Linked DNA regions of Mus musculus: all the other regions are linked to region 1. The links are chromatin loops, found by intact Hi-C in ENCODE. Cell type or tissue: left cerebral cortex. All regions are shown on one strand. Region 1 holds the start of Sorl1 (sortilin-related receptor, LDLR class A repeats-containing). Region 2 overlaps Sorl1 (sortilin-related receptor, LDLR class A repeats-containing). Region 3 overlaps 4930546K05Rik (RIKEN cDNA 4930546K05 gene).

Region 1 (4,000 bases):
AGAGCCGACTATCCACCTAAGAATGGCTTAGAATGTAGATAATGATTAGAGAGGAAGGCATTCGAGGAGTAAATTAACCGTGTTCAAGCATTCTTGCCAGTTTTATAGCATTGAAATTACAAATCCAAATCAAAATGAGCAAGTAGCTGGTCCTGCCCTACTAATCCTTCCACGCAAATTGCCACCTGAAGCTGAAGCCAGCAGTTCACAGGGGCAGACCGCTTTGTCTTCCACACAACAACTAGAAGCCGCTTGGGGTTGTTTTCTGCTGAGAGCCTAACTCATCGAAGATGGTTCTCATTAAAGATAGCCTGACAAACAACCGATGATCAAATCTCATGCAGGGTGTTCTGACTGTAGGCTGTTCCTTTAGTCTTCTCCTGGGAGTCAAAGATGGCAGAGGTGCTGATGGTTCAGTGGCTGTGAGTTAGGTGGCTCAACAATCATCTGAGTTGGGGAGGGAAAGGGTTGTGGGAGGGTGGGAGGCTGCAGAACCTCAGCTGGGGCGGGTTGAGGGAGATGAAGGGATGCTGGCATTCTTTCACAGGTGATAGTCATATTTTGAGCTCATAGTTACAGAGGCTGGGAGGGAAGTCTGTGAGCATGGCGTTGGCACCTTCTCAGCTTCCAGCAAGAGCCGGATGCTGCTTCAGCTCATAGGAGGTCTAGCTGTTTTAGAGATAAAACAAGGAGGGCTCCTTGCTTTATGAGAACTGCTTTAGGCGGAGCTAAAGTTCAACTGCTCTACCCACTGTTCTTGGGAGAACAAACTTACTCCACTGAGAAAGGCCCGGTTCCTCTCAATAGCATAATCAACCCTTAAAGGCACCCACCACAATGGCAATACACTTCAACCCAGGGACAAACCCAGTTCAGATCATGACAGGTTCTGGCGGGTTGCCCAAAGCGGTATAGATTGGAGGGAGGGAGGAACGAAGGAACTAGATTAGGCTAACTAGACTGAAGTTGAATGGCAAGTAAACAAGAGACAGAACCAAGCTCCGGGCTTGCTGAAGTGGCAGAAAGGTGTGTGTGTGTGTGTGTGTGTGTGTGTGTGTGTGTGTGTGTGTGTGTGTGTGTGTGTGTGTGTGTGTGTGTGAGAGAGAGAGAGAGAGAGAGAGAGAGAGAGAGAGAGAGAGAGAGAGAGAGAGAGATCGAGAGAGATCACCTTCCCTTCTCTAAACCAATGGACGGCTTTGAGTCATCCCAATAACCAGGACTGGAGTCTGGAGAGACCTAGGATGAAATACAGGTTAATACTTAACTGCTCCCACCAGCTGGGGGAAAAATGTATAAAAGCGGTTACAATCTGGCTCTTGGAGCTGATTTTAAGGTGCATTGAAAGTGCACCCCGTCTTTGGGCATCTGATTCCTCCAGTACATGAGCAGTCTTTACAGCCTTTACAACTAATGGTGTTTGGTTGAAACACACATCTTAGCTCTGAGAGTGGCTCAATGCTGGAACATCTTAAGGGACCAAAGCAGGAGGCTGGTAGGGCCCTGGGCCATGCCTAGTGTAGTTGTCCAGGTGGAGCAAGTATAGCCTAGGTTTTACTGCTTCTGGGCAGGGTGTTTGTCTGCTATACTCTGCTGGACGCAGGGGCAGTTAGTTCAGCTTGATCAAAGGTAGTTTGAGCTGTAGCCATTTCAAGCGCATTTCTGGTAGTTGAAACCACGTAAGTTTCACAAACCAGCAGGTTCATCTTGACTTACTTTGTTGGTGTGCTAAGGGCCAGTTCTGTGGTTTGCTTTCCATTGGAGGTGAACATGAGGCCAAGGCCCAGGAAGGTGGTTGAGTGGCTGCACAAGGTGCAGAGACTGATGGCAGTTTGGGGCGACCAGGGTACCCCAGGAGCCCATGGAGTAGCTAACTCAACCCGGGGAAATAGAGCACGGCGCCCACGCAACTCTTCACTGCGGTAGGGAGGGCGAGGTGTGCGCGAAGGGGACCACGGTGCCCTCAGGCGGGCGCTCCCTGCCTTGACTTCCCCATCCCAGGGGGCGGGGCCGCAGTCGCAGCGAGCGGAGAAAGTGCGCGAAGGGGGACGCGCTGCGAGCTCACACGTGACGGCACGGCGCCGAGCGAGCGGGACCCGGCGGCGGCGGTGGCCGTGGCTGCGGTGGCGGGCGCAGCGGAGCGGCCCGGGCGGCTTGGAGCCCCGGGAGCGGCGCGCGCGGCCCCGGCCCTGGCCCCGCGCTGTCCCGGCGCGCGCTGCACATTCTCTCCTGGCGGCGGCGCCACCTGCGGGAGCGTTCGCCCGAACATGGCGACACGGAGCAGCAGGAGGGAGTCGAGACTCCCTTTCCTATTCGCCCTGGTCGCGCTGCTACCCCGCGGGGCTCTCGGCGGGGGCTGGACGCAGAGATTGCACGGTGGCCCGGCGCCCTTGCCCCAGGACCGGGGCTTCTTCGTGGTGCAGGGCGACCCGCGCGATCTCCGGCTAGGAACGCACGGGGATGCCCCGGGGGCGAGCCCGGCGGCCAGGAAGCCACTCAGGACCCGGCGGAGCGCTGCTCTGCAGCCCCAGCCTATCCAGGTGTATGGACAGGTGAGCACTTCTGCAAGCCACCTCCTTCCAGCCCCTTTCTCTCCCACCACTTCCTCACCCCCGCACCCATCCTTTGCAGTCGCTTCCCAGGTGCTGGCTCCGCTTGGGGACTTCCCGGCTGGCATGTTTGTTTCATTTCTTTTTCTTCTCCTTTCCCCCTGTACATCACATGAGTACAGCCGTCAGCACTCTGGTCGCATAGATCTTTTTTCTTTTTCCTCCTTTCTGTCGATTTTAGCAGATGTGTTCCAGGTAACTGGAAGGGTGCAGAGCCTCTCTTCCCTAGCCTGTATGCAGACAGACTAGGGTAGTTTCTGGCAGGATTTTGAGGGGTACAGCATAAATTTTACATCTGGATAAAAACGGGCATAACCCCCCTCCCTTCCACCCCAACTCCCGTACCATCCTTTGGCAGCGGGAGCGAGAATCCTGCAGTTGTAAAGCACTTAAGCAGAATTGCAGAGGAGGGCATGCCATGTTTATTCTCATGAACCCCAGTAAAGGTGGGCAACTCTCAAAGCGCTACGAATGCCCCTTGTGTACCCAGTAGACATATGTGTGCGTGTGAGCTCGTGAATATCTGCGTGTAAGGCTGGATTCTCTTCGTTGGGAGTACAGCACATCAATCCGTCCCCTTTCCATCCCAGCCCTTCAAGGTGATGGCTTTATTTTAGATAGAAACTATCTCTTATGACACTTGGGATTTGAGACTACTGCAAGAAATTTGCTGGGCTTAATATTCATTAAAGGATTTATTTCTATCCAGGCAATGGGTTTATTAGGTCATAAGTAACACACATTTCACTCATGGCCCCCACTGACTGCTGGGTTGCCAAGTTGAATTTGTCCCCCTTCGTATCAGCGCTGGTGGAATCAATTTGCCCGTATTATTGTCTACTCAGAGACTCCCAGTCCTTCAGTTAAGATTGACATCAGCAAAACTAGAAGGTCGGTGGGAGAGAAATGGTGGGCCTGATGGAGCTGACCAACACAACCATGTCCCAGAGCGACTGTTGCTTTCTAAAGTACAAATTAAGTGATTAGCTGGGGGTTCTGCCTTTCTTCACTGATTTTGGCTATAGCAAAGTCTTCCTTCAGGCCATACATAGAGTTAAGCAATCAACTCCTGGAGCCAGAAAGCGTCTCATAAAACATGCCACCCTATTGTGTCACCCTATTGTGTCACGTTTTGAGTGAAGAAACCCAAACTGTGACAGGTGCGATGACTGGTCCAAGGTCACGCAGGAAAGGGCTGTGAGCACTGTAGTTCTCTTGCCTGCATGGTCTCACTGACCTTTGGGTGCTGGGAGGTGGGGGGTCACCTTGTCTCTGCTCAGTGCTTCCTAAACATCTCCTTTCTAAAATAAAATGTATATATCGTTATGAAGACAGAGGGGCGGTTGTGTGTGGGTGGGAGTAGCTGACATCTGCCCACCACCAGACCACTTGCC
Region 2 (4,000 bases), 69 kb after region 1:
CCTCCTTCTCTTCTTCTTAAAAGAGATCTTTTCTACCCTTCTCTCTCTACTTCTTCCTTTAAAAAAACAAAAACAAAAACAAAAACCCAAGGTCTCTCACTGTGTAGCCCATGCTGTCTTGAAACTTAACAGTGTAGCTCCAATTGGTGTAGAATTTGCCAATCCCGCCGGGCAGTGTTGGCGCGTGCCTTTAATCCCAGCACTTGGGAGGCAGAGGCAGGCAGATTTCTGAGTTCGAGGCCAGCCTGGTCTATGGAGTGAGTTCCAGGACAGCCAGGGCTACACAGAGAAACCCTGTCTCGAAAAACAAAGAAAAAACAACAAAAGAATTTGCCAATCCCCCTGCCTCAGCCTCCCAAGTACTAAGATTACAGGCATCAGTTGCTGTGCCTGGCTTATTTCTCTTCTTTGGACATCAACCTGTCCTCTCACACTGGTGTCGTCTGTGGTGACCTTTGGATGCTTCTGGAGCGCTACGTTCAGGTCAGAGAGCTGAGACCTCTGGAAATCACTTAAGCTTGTTATGTCTGTGACATAACTATTTCCTTCTGTTTTAGAGGGCATTGGGAGAAACAAACAAGTGAACTAATATTTATTTCTTTGAATAAAAACTATCATCTTTCTTTTAATTACTCGTTCAAGGTTAACATATAAAGAAACTCATTATGGTAATTTTATTTACTTTTTAGCATATATGACATTATTATTATTATTATTACTCAGCTATCCACGTCCTACTGCCCTGCCTGCTGTCCCCTTCTCCATCCTTCCTGCTTCTCTTCCTTCCCCAAGACAATTCCTCCTGCTTCCTTATCACATGTAACTAGAGAGTTTTGAACATGTCTTTGCTTTTAAAAGTGTTGTTTCCAAAGGTTTGTGCATAAGACAACTAATAGTTAAAATGACAAAAATTAACGACAGGCAAATAGTGGTTGTAGAATGCACACCACTTGCCAGGTGACTTCTGCTGTGCTAAATTTAGTCTTAGGGGTTGTCCTAGATGGAACTGGAAGAGATGCTAGGGTTAAATGCTTCATCTTACAAACGGAGAAGCTGAGGCTCAGGAAGAAGTAACCATCAGCTTGTAGAGTCATTTTTGAGAGTTAGTCTTGGATTATGTCTAAGAAAAAACAAACAAACAAACAAACAAAACCAAAGTGTTGGGAGTTTGTAGATTTTCTCCCCTCGAGGTTTGATTTTATCCAGCATAATTTCTTGGCTTCCCTTCACGAAGCTATCGAACCAGAGTTACCGATGGAAAAGACAGACTGACCCTCATCTCTGTTCGTGTTAGGCTTGAACCCTTTAGCTGGGTGATCGCGGGAGGCAGAGAGGGCTTCTGTAATCACACTGTGTGGTGGGAAGAAGCAGGCTTCCCCTACTTTTGCTCCCATTAGAACTGGCCGGGGGCAAGACGTGGGTGCTTTGAAAAGGGGATTTTAACAGCTGGTTTCCCACTTTGCTTAACTGGGCATGTACTGAGCCTTGAAGAGGTAGAGAGGCAAAGGTCTGGTCTTGGCTTTCCACTTGGCTGCTCTTGGCCTTGGGTGGCATGGGGCAGCTGCTTCCCCAGAGCCTAGAGGCAGGGGAGGTTGTGTCTGTAGATGACACCCGCATCCCTGTTCAGATTAGCTTTTGCTCAGAGGATAATATTCACAGAGCCTGCTTCCCCCGGATCTGCTGGTGTTTGCTTGTCTAGTCATTTAACTTACACCACACACACTGAGCAAGTGGTACTTATGCCAGGTACTGTGGGTCTAAAGATGAATAGGATGCTCTGGTCGCCTCCTACCCCCACGAGAGCTTCACCCTCTGGCTGTAAGGTAGGTGAGGAGGTAATTGTGGTGGTTAGTAAACTGCTATGTGAGGAAAGCATATAGGATCCGGGGCTTGGTGTCCTGGGCATAGATTTCATTCTTTGGATAGTTTTAGTTTTCAGATTTGGGAGTCGGTTCTCAATTTTCCTTGTTTAACGTCTCCACAGATTACATTAGCATTCCAAGCTGGCTCCTCTGAAGGAGCGCGTGTGATTTTAGTCCTCTTACACCATCTGTCGGTGCATATGTGCCCAGGGAACTCAGCATCATTCTTCGCTAGCTGTAGCAAAACACGGCCAGGAAAATAAACCTGCTGACGGAAAACCATAATGCCTTCCCTGGGCATTTCATAATGGCTTTGGGGGGTCTGCGGTGGACCTCGTGGGCATGGTGGTGCTCTTCTATGGGCACGGGCTATTTGGAAGTGTCTGCAACACATAGTTCAAGTAAATACAGACTGGCCTCCTTTTGACAGGTACATGTGTCCTAGGAACCAGCTCAGACTTGGCAGGGTTCCATACAGCCACCTGGCGTTTACCAAGTGTGTTGTTCTCAGAGGTGTTTGCTCCTCCTTCCGCTGTTCTAAAAGGCAGAGGAGGAGAGTGGAGGTAGTCCACAGTCTCCAAAGACAAACAGCCATTCCCTGTGCCTTGTAGACTCCAGTGAGGCCATGTGCTAGGCTTTTTGATGGTTGTGAGAAATACACCAAAGAAACAGGGCAAAGCTGGGAGAGTCCGTTTTGAGTTCACAGTGTCGCAGGATTCAGTCCCGCTTGGCTGCTCCATGGCCTTCGGGAAGCTGGGCGGCATTAGCTTGTCAGGGAGCACGTGGCTGAGCAGAGCTACTCAGCAGGGTAGGCCTGCTGACTAGGTGTAGCCTTTCAGGGCGTGCCCTCTACAACCTCTTTCCTGTAACTAAGCCCTACCCACTACTCTCCAACACCTCCCCATAATGTCACCATGGTATGAGCCTATCAGGGGATTAAAGTCAGAGCCCTCATGATATGGCCACCTCTCAGAGACGGGCTCCACCATGAGAGCACAAAGCCTTTCCAGCCATGTTGACAAAACTGGCTTCAGGCTCTGGGCCTCTGACCTCCCTGACCATAGCAACCTCTCTGTCCTTTGAGCCTCAGAATTTTGGGGGGTATCCTATTCATTTAGATTGATTGTGTTCAGACTTCATGTTTTAACTCCATTTCATTCTATGCCTGGATTCTTCAACTCATTAGCAAGGCTTTTGTAGACCCGCATTCCTGTTCTATACAAGTTAGCAGGCACTTAGCAAATATTTGATCTATCAATAAATAGGTCACGCATACTTGGGCATCTGAGATTGCTTTTTTCTTTCTTTCATTTTTTTTTAAACATCCATTTAAAAAGGGGGAAGGGATCTGGGTAGGGTGCTATTTACACAGCTCCAAGGGAGACCGCTGCTGTTGTGTTCTGTGTAAATGACAACCCCTGAGCAGTGGGGGCTTCCTGAATGTGTGCAGCCAGGCAGCCAGAGAGAAGATCTGATCCACCCTCCGTATCTTCCATACGAGGACGTAATATAATTTGTGGGAGTTAGCGCCCACACTGGAACATGAGCAGATTTCTGCTAGGAATCATTTCAGGTCAATTGCACAAACATTTGTTGAACAACTACAGTGAACCAGATGTTGTGCTAGACACCAGTGATGGAGAGGCGAGTGGGGCCTGGTTCAGGATCTGCCTGTGCCCATGGGAACGCTAGGGCGTCGGAGCCAGTTGGAGAGAGAGTGGGAGAAGGAAGGACAGGAGGTTCTGCGTATCTGAAGATGAATAGAATGTGGTCCCTCACCTTTAAGCATTTTGCTTTTTATTTGTAATGTAGGCAAAGAGAGCCAAATAGAGCAGAGTCTTTTGTTTTAATCAGAGGCCTGAGGTTGGGGTATTTGTTTCCCCCACTCCTTGGCGGTTTATTTACTATTTCATGGCATTCATTCTCTGATTAGTACAGCAGCTAAGATCCCTCTGTTTGCCTTCTCCATTGAGACTTTATCATCGGTGTTAAGTAAAACAGAGCAGGAAGGGTAAAGCTTTGCTTTGCTTTGGTTTGCCTTTGCGTCCACTTGTCTGAAGTGTGCAAACAAGAGCCCAAGGGGCTAGGGATTTGCTTTTGCATCCATTCAGCATGCTTGACCAGGAACCTGCCTGGAG
Region 3 (4,000 bases), 56 kb before region 1:
GCCACTTCCTGATGACTAAGCGTTCAAATACATGAGCCTGTAGGAGCCATTCTTATTCAAACCACCACAGCAAGAATTCTCAGGTCAGACGGATGAAGGCTATCTTGTTATATCTGATATATAAGGGACAATCATAGAAGCCCTTAACGAAAAACGAAAGGGATACTTATAATTACAGGTATCGAGTTGGGTGGTGAACTCAATTCAGATAGACCACGGCAGTGGGTTCAGTTCAATGTTTGCAGGCAATTTGAAAAAGCAGAGGTGATCTTTAGAAGTATTAATAAAAACCACTATCAAAGTAAATTAATGAAATGTGTCAGATGCTGAAGAATGACTCAGGTGTTAAAAGCACTGGCTGCACCTTCAGAGGACCTGGGTTCAAGTCTCAGCACTCACATGGTGACTCACAACAATCTATAGCTCTGGGAAATCATCTCACATTGTCTTCTGGCCTCTGTGGGCCCGAGGCATGGACATGGTACACAGACACATATTCAGGCAGAACATCTATACATATTTAATAATTAATAGCAGCAATAATAATTTTAAAACATAGGGAATGCTAGTTATCTCCTCATGTCTATTGTGTTCAGTTTTTCATAGCAGCAGAATAACAAAAGCAATAACAAATCAGAATAAATGCATTTGTTACCTGCTGCTGCTGTGACAAACCACACAAAGTTAGTGTCTTAAATCAACACAATTTACTGCTTTATACTTTGAGAAGCTGGAAATAAACAAGGGTCTTCTGGAGGCTAGAGGAGACCCTCTGTGTTCTTGCTTTGTCTAGAGGCCACCTTCCTCTTTGGCTACTACCCTCTCCCCCATCTTCAAAACCAGTAACAAAGCATCTTCAGCCATTCTCTCACCTCTCTCCTTTATCCCTTTCTGAAGGACCCTCACACATGCATTGCCCCCCCCCCCCAGATAAAGCAGGGTAAATCCCTTCTCTTGAAATACCTAATTTAACCTCATCTGGAAAGTATCTTTGTCATGACCTTCAGGGACAAGATAATGAACATCTTTGTGGAGTCCTACTATGTCCACCATAAAAAAAAAAAAAAAGAATTTTTCAGCCTCACTTGCAGCTAGACTTGACATATGTGACTAAGCTCTGGAGGTGGATGTGAGCTCTGAAAGCTGTCAGGATAAAAATAAAACCACGGTGTCTATCCTGAAAGGAAGAATGGAAGAAGAAAGAAATAGTCCCAAAGATTAGACAGAGGTACAAACTTGCACCTGCAACCTCTACACTCTGCAGGGACACCTGCTCATTGGTTGATTGCACTGTGGAGCCAAGAACCATGTTTGTTGAAAGCATCATAGGTAGGTAGTTGTCTTAGTTTGGGCTTTATTGCTGTGAAGAGACACCATGAGCAAGGCAACTTTCATAGGGGAGAACCTTTAATTGGGCTGGCTTACAGCTTCAGAGGTTCAGTCCATTATCATTATGGCAGAAAGCATGGCAGTGTCCAGGCAGACATGGTGCTGGAGAAGGAGCTGAGTGTTCTACATCTTGATGCAAAGGCAGCCAGAAGGAAACTCTCTTCTACAGACAGCCAGGAGGAACCTCTCTTTCCATACTGGATAGAACTTGAGCATAGAGATCTCAAAGACCCCTCACTCACACAGTGACACACTTACTACGCAAAAGCCACTCCAATAACGCCACACCTCCTAATAGTGCCACTTCCATTGAGTCAACCACATTCAAACTACTGTAAAGCTTACCGGGGACCCCCTGAATTAACCATGCAGAATCGATGCAAAAAGCAAGAGGAATTTATTGTTCTAGTGCACTGGGGTTATCCCAGGCCCTAAGGAAAGGCTGCCACCCCCAGAGGCCTGTTTGGAGAGTTTTTATTTGTTTTCCAGGGGCGGAATAGAGCATCAGCATATCACAATATGATTTGGTGGAACAGTGCGCCCTTTAAACTGATTGGTCTTTAGGGAATGAGGAAGTAGGGGCTTACTCAGCCTCTCCCTTCTGGTCTCCGTGCTCTCTACCTGTCTCTTCCAGGAGCGGAGGAGTCCAGTGGAATTTTGGAAAATTCCAAAGCTCTGAGCTGACCTCTTTGCTACCACAGCAGTCTAGGGCACTTCTTTCTCCTTCCACAAGTATGCACAGAGCTTGCTAACTCAAGTGGATTCTCACTGTTCTGTGTTTCCAAGCACACCCTTGCCCTGGAGCATCTCGATAATGGCATAACTACTTCCCTTCTTAGTCCTGTTCTTAGAGGAAGCGATTGCTGTCTTGGAGAAGTGGAACCATGAGTCTTTGGAACCTGGCAGCTGAGGCCAATTCTTGGGTGTTGATCAACAACAGAAGTGTGTGCCTTTATAATTCTTGGGCCAATGCCAGCTACAAACTTAGACTTCTCTTAAACTTCTGTTCAAGGAAAGAACCAACTTCCATCTACCTCACTAAAGCTATGTAGGCAGAGTTTTAACTCATCAAAGAGCACATTCTATGCTCAGGAAATAGAATTGACAGAAACTTCCAGACTGAAAACTAACTCTCTCTCTCTCTCTCATTCTCTCTCTCTCTCTCTCTCTCTCTCTCTCTCTCTCTCTCTCTCTCTCTCTCTCTTGTTCATTGGTGTGTATTTTGTTTTCTTGTATGTCTTTGTGAAGGTGTTACATCCCCAGAGTTATAGGTAGTTGTACACTACCATGTAGGAGCTGGGAATTGAACCCAGGTCCTCTAGAAGAACAGCCAGTGCTCTTAACCACTAAGCCATCTATCTCTCCAGCCCATGACAGAAACTCTCAGACAAGAAGTGTCTAACAAAAACTCTTATATCTGTGTGTTTAAAATAAAGAAATAAGGGGTAAAGCCAAGGAAAACTGGGTAACTTTATAAGTGCTAAGTGACCATAGAGTAGCATTAATCTTTATAAAACACTTTTAGCCTGATAGTCCAGGGTCTGGATTGGTCAGGTCACAACTGAAATATTTCATTTGCTTCCCTGGACTCGGATTGGACATTAAAAAAAAAAAAAAAACGTATGTCAGGCTTTCTGTGGAAGAATGAAGGGATTTGAAACTACTTTAGACCTAGGATGGCAAAGGCACCAAGGGCATCAGAGGGCCTGTGGATACTTATGGAGAACCCACCAGGTGTAAAGCCCACTGAGAACTAAAGGAGAGAAAATCCTTGCCCTCAAAGGAAATAAGTAGCAGGAAGCATTTATATACATGTAAATTTACGTTAATTTATGTAAATGTATACAAGGTAACTCCCAGACAGCTTCCAGAGTGGCCCATTAGGAATCCATTTGTTGGGGGGAGGGTTGCAGTGGGAGGGGCTGGGGATATGGCTCAATAGGCAAAGGGCTCACTGTGCAAGCTTGAGGATCTGCACTTATCCTCAGCACCCAGACAAAGAGCCAGGCATGGCAGCGTGCACAGGCAACCCCAGTGCTAGGGCCAGGCACAGTGGGGAATTAGCAAACCAGATTAGCCGAACTGGTGAATTCTAGGTTTAGAGGGGGACCTTGTCTTGGAAAATAAGGCAGAGAATGATAGAGCAAGACACACTAGATGTTGACCTCTGACCACTTCATATGCATATGCACACACACATGCACCGGTGCATACACTAAATAAATGCACACAGAAAGGGAGAGGGAGAGAGAGGGAGAGAGAGGGAGAGAGAGGGAGAGAGAGGAGAGAGAGGGAGAGAGAGGGAGAAAGAGGGAGGGAGAGGGAGAGAGAGGGAGAGAGAGGGAGAGAGAGGAAGAGAGAGGGAGGGAGAGGGAGAGGGAGAAAAAGAAGAGACAGGGACAGACATAGAGGGTGGGGGGAAGATCTGTGTGTCTGTTTGAAGAGGGCTTCCTTTTCTTTGTCTTGAGGCTCTTGTTATATGACCCAAATTGCTCTTGAACTTGCGCTCCTCCTCCTTCCTCCTTCTGAGTTCTGTGTTTACATGTGTTGACACCACTCCTGGTTCATGGACGTTACCTAGTTTTGCTTCCATTGCTTTTGTTTCCATGTT

The links. A loop is a pair of places that touch in the nucleus more often than their neighbours do. Peaks named below come from ENCODE experiments on the same cell type or tissue, not always from the same donor. Only the 100,000 strongest peaks of a DNase experiment are listed, where the experiment ranks them.
Region 2: a loop joins it to region 1, with 4 times the contacts of the local background. A loop is called at or near these places in 9 of 42 quality-filtered maps.
Region 3: a loop joins it to region 1, with 2.4 times the contacts of the local background. A loop is called at or near these places in 5 of 42 quality-filtered maps.

Annotation. Positions count from the first base shown.
Region 1 is chr9:42,122,378-42,126,377 of GRCm38, reverse strand. It overlaps Sorl1 (sortilin-related receptor, LDLR class A repeats-containing), which reads left to right and starts at 2,081. Exons shown (of 48, transcript NM_011436.4): 1 at 2,081-2,549. The coding sequence starts at 2,265. In left cerebral cortex, a CTCF peak has its summit at 2,257 (motif pointing left); DNase peaks (open chromatin) are centred at 2,609, 2,946, 3,667, 3,857 and 2 more places; H3K4me3 peaks cover 2,328 bases; H3K27ac peaks cover 2,192 bases.
Region 2 is chr9:42,053,240-42,057,239 of GRCm38, reverse strand. All of the region lies in intron 12 of Sorl1 (sortilin-related receptor, LDLR class A repeats-containing), which reads left to right. Among named protein-coding and RNA genes, the nearest start is that of Gm16214, 33 kb to the right of the region's middle. In left cerebral cortex, a CTCF peak has its summit at 2,070; DNase peaks (open chromatin) are centred at 1,736, 2,039, 2,300 and 3,431; H3K27ac peaks cover 2,226 bases.
Region 3 is chr9:42,178,540-42,182,539 of GRCm38, reverse strand. 4930546K05Rik (RIKEN cDNA 4930546K05 gene) reads left to right here. Exons shown (of 7, transcript NR_040754.1): 7 at 1-302. Among named protein-coding and RNA genes, the nearest start is that of Gm36390, 11 kb to the left of the region's middle. In left cerebral cortex, no CTCF peak of the experiment used is centred here; DNase peaks (open chromatin) are centred at 1,196 and 2,325; H3K27ac peaks cover 785 bases.